2 separate regions of the Homo sapiens genome follow, and region 2 is linked to region 1. A link is a contact called in ENCODE Hi-C or POLR2A ChIA-PET data. All regions are on one chromosome and are shown on one strand. Each heading gives the region's core, a stretch centred on a gene start or an enhancer-like site at or near the end of the contact. The rest is flanking DNA. Distances are from core to core; before and after follow the strand shown. Region 1 overlaps UXS1 (UDP-glucuronate decarboxylase 1). Region 2 overlaps UXS1 (UDP-glucuronate decarboxylase 1).

Region 1 (2,915 bases), core at 177-2,676:
GGTTCTTCCCTTCTTAGGAAGGTGGCTTTGGGTCAGACCCTGGACCTTGCCTCAGATCTGAGATGAGGAATACCTTTCTCCAATCCATGCATGTGGGTGGCAACTGAACTGCCACCATCAACAGTGGTGTCAGCATCCATCGACTGTCCCCCTGCCTGCCCACATGGTCCCACCGTGAGGACCAGTGAGAATGAGGATTCAGCAGCAAGTGGACTATACATATTGACTGGGGGTCGCCTTTGTGTGAAGGCCAAGGGTTCCCTGATGCTACCTAGAAAGGGATAGATGGGCATACAAACTCCAGAAGACACCATCATCCCAGAGGAGAGCAGGGCTTAACTGGAGTGAGCCTCGGGTTCCTGTCTATTTCATGTAAGGAGTTTAGGCTTCATGAGTAGCTTGTCTTATTGGTGTAGACCAGCCTTGAGAGCTCGTGTTCTTGGAAGTGTTGTTGCACTCAACGGCTGTTGCACCTGTATAGAAGGGCTGCCCTCTGTTGCTGAACCATTACAGGCCCAAATAGAAAAGCCACAGCAAGCAAGCCTGTTTATGGGTTGGACACTTAATGTCTGCTGATCCTAATGAGGCCATGTTCCGGAATATTGTTTTGTGGAAAGGGAACGTCAAGAAGATAAAAGCATTTGATTTGCTGCAAATTTTGCCTAACCCATTGAGCTTTTCCCCTGCCAGGCACATTGCGTTGATTATTGTAAATTTGCTGAGGTTTTTCCAGTCTTTTCCTAGAATAAAGCCACATCCATTCACTTTCTTTCCTCATCTTATCAATTAAATGCAAGTGGGTACTTCTGAGTCATTTTCTGTTGAGAGCAGCATCTCTGCTCCCCACCCTTTTTAATACACTCATTAGTTCGGTGGAGAAAAGGGTTGATTTATTCTTGGACTTAGCTCATATCTTTGTCCTGAGTATCTGAGTGGCTCACGTGAAGTATTACAGTGTATTACTAGGAAGAATTAGCACAAATAAAGCACTCTGGCTTCTAAAAGTTAACTGTGTGCTTCCATGCCTCTCACCCTTTTTCATATCACAGCACACTTAAAAACCCGCCTGGGTTTGTGGAACACCCTAGGGAAATTGACAAGCCTGCTGTGGGCCGAGGTGGCGGCCGTGTCACTCCAGCCACTGAGAGGGCTGATGGGGCCTCTGGGGCTCGTGGTTCATGCCCTTTAACTCGCTATACTGGTGGAGAAATTCTGTGCTAAGTAAGCCTTGTTAGCTAAGGGTTCATTGGATTCCCATTCCCAACCCATGCCAGCCTAAGGTGTTGGCCGAAATTGAAAAAAGAACTGTTTCAGCTGGTAGTGATAACTGGCACCAAATACAGCCACTGGGCCTGTGCTTCAGTCTTAGAACACTGAGGCGGTCAGGTGAGTACTGCTTCTTTCCCAGTCTTGCTGCGACCGAGTCAGTGGCAGGCCTGGGCAGTGAGCGGTGGAGCGGGAACGGCGGACACATGGGCGCAGTGAGAAGCAGAGCCCAGGTCCTCACGCCCCAGGCTCCCTGCCCTCAGGTGCCCAGAAAGTGCACGTTTGTTCTGCAGTGGATCAAACATTAGATACGTATACACTGTAAAAGCCCACTAATTCAGAGTTTGTGATAAAAACATTTAATTTTTCCATCCATGGCAAAGCAGTCTGTGAAGTTAATAATTAACACGATCACTTAGAGCAGGCTTTTGTTATTCAAGTATGCACTTCCATGATTGCATATTTGAAAACAGGCTTTTCTGGATTACAAAAGTAATACATGTTCATTGTAGTAAAAATAGAAGCATTAAAAATACTTGAAAATGAACATAGAGGTGAAAATGAACAGGAGGGATGACTATTTAAACAGTGTCAGTATGTTTCTCTTTCCAGGCCATTAGCTAATAACCTATACTGGGCACTAAGTTGTATTTAGTTTCTCACTAAAACAGATGTTTTTTAGTAAAATAGATTGGGAGTGTAGATGCAAGCTCACTCAGTAAGAACGTTTCTGTGTCCCCTTTTCCTAAGATAGAGAGCTTTCTTGTATTTCTCCCTAGCTATTAAATATTCATTGACATCTAAATCTCTATTGAGTGATTAATTTGCACAATATATTATGTGAAAAAGATTAGAAAAGCATATTCATAACATGATCCCATTTTGGAAAATATATATTTAACTGGGAAAAAAAATTATATAAATACACGTTTTTCCTCCTTGTACTGTTTGGCTGGTTTTCTACCAAAATATTAATGCTGGTGGCCTTTCAGTGGCGAGATCTGGGACAGCTTTGACTCTCTTTGGTATAGCCCTGTGTAGTCTCCCGATTGGTCTATAATGAGCACATTATGGAATCAGAACAAAAAAGCCATTTCCATTTTGGAATGGAAAGCAGAACGTTTCCATTCTGCATTGCATGCAGGGCACTGGAAATGCAAAGTGGATGCGTGGACCACACAGGGGAGCACACCTGACCTCCTCTTCTCTCTGTTCCAGGAAGGCGTGGAAGTGCGAGTGGCCAGAATCTTCAACACCTTTGGGCCACGCATGCACATGAACGATGGGCGAGTAGTCAGCAACTTCATCCTGCAGGCGCTCCAGGGGGAGCCACTCACGGTAGGTGCTGGCCTCGGCTCAGGGAGCACCTTGCAACCCAAATCGAAGTCAGCTCACAAAGGATGAGGGATAAGTGCATCTTGGTTCAGGGAGTGACACTTCTGAAGCTGCCATGTATACCCGCTACCCTCCACTAAGGGGAAGGCAGGCACGGGGACATAACCCAGATGCATGGCTGCTCCACGAAACTAGAGTCACCTTGCCCTCCATGGCCACTGGGGTCCCTGCCCATGCCTCCAGGTCTGCCTGCCTGTACCAGCCGGCCTGTGAAGACCTTCTCCGACATACTTTTGGCCTGCTGGCTGTAGCCA
Region 2 (2,973 bases), core at 137-2,636, 34 kb before region 1:
AATTTATTTTGCTTTACACATCACCACAGCAAACAGACTTAGTTTTTTTTTTCCCCTCATCTGCCATCTCATAGGTTAAGCACATTTCTGAGGCATTTGGCATGTGAGTCTGGTATATTGTTGCTATAACTTAAAGCCTTTTCAGTAAATTGGTAAGCCTTAGGACAGCTTCAACAGAAAGAGGAGACTTGCTTTGAAATACATTTTTTGATTTTTTGCTAATTTGCTAAGCATCATGAGTTTGACTGCTGACCTTGAACTAGACCACTTTAGCTGCCTATTGGCACCCACAAGAGCGAGCAAGAAAGCACACTGAGACAAACCCCTATACTGGAAAGCCATGCAAAGCCGTGTAAGTTCTAATCCATCTCAGTGTAAGAGGTCTTACTTCTTTTCTCCTGTTCTCTTTTGGGTATTAGCTCCTTGTTATTCAAAGAATATCCTTGGGTTTGGTGATTAGTGTTCCTGATAGAGCTTTGTAAGTGCTAAGCTTTCACCAAATTTGTTTCTATTTGAAACACTTGCCTAATGGGCTAACATTGATTAGGATAAAAAATTGCATAACCATCCAGCTATATTATATAAATCTTAAGTATTTTAGGTAGAAGGAAATTACTTCAGAAAAAAAAATTCCAGTGCATTTTAGTCAAGCTAAGGTGCTTCCAACAATTTTACGTCAGTACTAAGACTAGTGAGATGTTGGAGATGATCATGTGTAATTTAATACGCTGCATCTCTGATATCTCAGAACTGTCTGCCAGGTATTTTGGGTGCAGAGATAATGTTAGAGTGCCACTGAACATTTTGTTTTCAGAAATATTTGCATATAGAGAAACAGTTATGTTAAAAGGGGTTACATTTCTTTTTAAAAGTTGCAAGTTTTTAAATGTAAAAATCATGGAAAACTTGGAAAAAATGCAATAACGTGAAGATAAAATGAAATCTCATCCCGTGAGTTAAGCTCTAGTGGTGAGTCAACTTTGAATTTCAATTATTTTTCTGGAAAATCGTTTTTCATAGTCATTGTTCAGGTATAGCAGTAGAATGTGGGAGCTCTTAAGATGAAACACGAACCAGACAAATTGACAGGCAGTAGAGAGCGTGTAATTAGAAAGACTGTAGCTTTAGTGTGTCCCAGCTAGTGATCTCTGAGGATTTTAGTCAAAGACGTAACTTCTCTGGGTGTCAGTTTCTTATCTTGAAGGCAAAGGGGATTTGGAAAATGGTGCTGTTGGTAAAGCCAAATGAAAGCTATCGAGCATGAGGATGCCTGGTCTCACCCATCCTGTCTTAACCATTTGATTTGCATTTCATCAGAGCATATGTAATATCTATGTGGTGGTTAAGGGATGGTTATTCTTGAGGTTGGCCTTGTTAACTGAAAAACCAAACTCTAAAATATTTTAGAGGTGTATTATGATCCAGTATGAGTAACTGCAGCCCCAGGAAACACAAAACCAAGAAGCCTTGAGTAAGTGTGCCCGAGGCAGGCGGATTAGTTTAGTTTTATACATTTTAGAGAGGCAGAAGTTACAAGGAGGTATAAATCAATATATAGGGCTTTTACATTGGTTTGGCCCAAAAAGACAGGCTATTTTGAAGTGGGGGCTCACAGGTATAGGCGGGTTAAGAGATTCTGTATTTTATTTTATTTATTTTGAGACAGGGTCTCTCTCTGTCACACAGGCTGGAGTGCAGTGGCACAATTGCCACTCACTGCAGCCTTGACCTCCCTGGCTTTAGAGATTTTTTACTTTGTAATTGGTTAAAGGAGTAAATCTTTGTGTAAAACTTTGGAGTCAGCAGAAAGGAATCTAAGTTATGACAAGGAAGTCTGTTCACCAATACACTGGGTCAGAATGACTTGGAGGGATGTGACTTAGCTCCTGTCTGGCACGACCCTAGGTCCTGTTTATGATCTCTGTTTTAATATTAACGTTGGTCAGTTGTGTCTAAATTCCAAAAGAGAAAGTATAGTGAGGCATGTCCAATCTCCTTTCACATCACTGCTGGGAACTCAGCTTTTCAGGTTTCTCTGGGGTTCCGTTTGGCCAAGAGGGGGCCCACTCAGTTGGGGGACTTAGGATATTTATTTATTTATGAGACAGAGTCTCGCTCTGTCACCCAGGCTGGAGTGCAGTGGTGTGATCTCAACTCACTGTAACCTCCACCTCCTAGGTTCAAGTGATTCTTGTGCTTCAGCCACCATAGTAGCTGGGATTACAGGCGTGTAGCTAATTTTTGTATTTTTAGTAGAGACGGGGTTTCACCATGCTGCGCAGGCTAGTCTTGAACGCCTGGCGTCAAATGATCCAGCCACCTTGGCTTCCCAAAGTGTTGGGTACAGGCATGAGCCACTGCACCCAACCCAAATTTCATTTTTAGTTTATAGCCTCCCCTTACTTCTCCTCTGCCATTTTTGATCTTTTTCATCCAGATGGCTTCTTTTTTTTTTTTTTTTTTTTTTTTGAGATGGAGTCTTCTCTGTCACCCAGGCTGGAGTGCAGTGGTACGATCCACTGCAACTTCCGCCTCCTGGGTTCAAGTGAGTCTTCTGCCTTAGCCTCCCAACTAGCTGGGATTACAGGAGTGTGCCACCACGCCCAGCTAATTTTTTGTATTTTTAGTAGAGACAGGGTTTCACCATGTTGGCCCGACTGGTCTTGAACTCCTGATCTCAAGTGATCCACCTGTCTCGGCCTCCCAAAGTGCTGGGATTACAGGCATGAGCTACCACTCCACTCAAATCCAGGTGGCTTTACTCTCTCACCGTGGTGAATACTTCATCGTGTGTGAGATTTCATTTATTTTAAACAGGAGTTTCATGGAGAATTACATGTTTTAAAACCATAGACCTAGGAGTTTGTATACCTTTTATTTTAGGTAGAAAGGATTGCTGTCTTCCTATTAATACTTTCCGTTTGAAACAGAAGGGTGAAATGAATGAGAATTTTGGTGAAGAGAAGGCAGAGT

Evidence for each region. Hi-C counts contacts between places; a loop is a spot of excess contacts on that map. ChIA-PET counts read pairs that join two places held with the same protein, here RNA polymerase II (POLR2A). Pooled maps may share reads with other maps.
Region 2: a loop to region 1 is called in a pooled map, with 2.4 times the contacts of the local background. The contact joins two enhancer-like sites. A Hi-C loop is called at or near these places in 2 of 168 maps with a recorded cell type or tissue (PC-3 and gastrocnemius medialis), 2 of 37 single-sample maps with no recorded cell type and 11 of 50 pooled maps. POLR2A ChIA-PET finds 5 or more read pairs at or near these places in 5 of 52 experiments (A673, CD4-positive, alpha-beta memory T cell, K562 and 2 more).

What each region holds. Positions count from the first base shown.
Region 1 is chr2:106,112,335-106,115,249 of GRCh38, reverse strand. UXS1 (UDP-glucuronate decarboxylase 1) reads left to right here. Exons shown (of 15, transcript NM_001253875.2): 10 at 2,485-2,604. Among named protein-coding and RNA genes, the nearest start is that of ECRG4, 48 kb to the right of the region's middle. Within about 2 kb of position 1,426, at least 7 of the 41 ENCODE cell types and tissues checked have a DNase peak (open chromatin) inside an H3K27ac peak, as active enhancers do.
Region 2 is chr2:106,146,269-106,149,241 of GRCh38, reverse strand. The region is part of intron 5 of UXS1 (UDP-glucuronate decarboxylase 1); the gene reads left to right. Among named protein-coding and RNA genes, the nearest start is that of UXS1, 47 kb to the left of the region's middle. Within about 2 kb of position 1,386, at least 6 of the 41 ENCODE cell types and tissues checked have a DNase peak (open chromatin) inside an H3K27ac peak, as active enhancers do.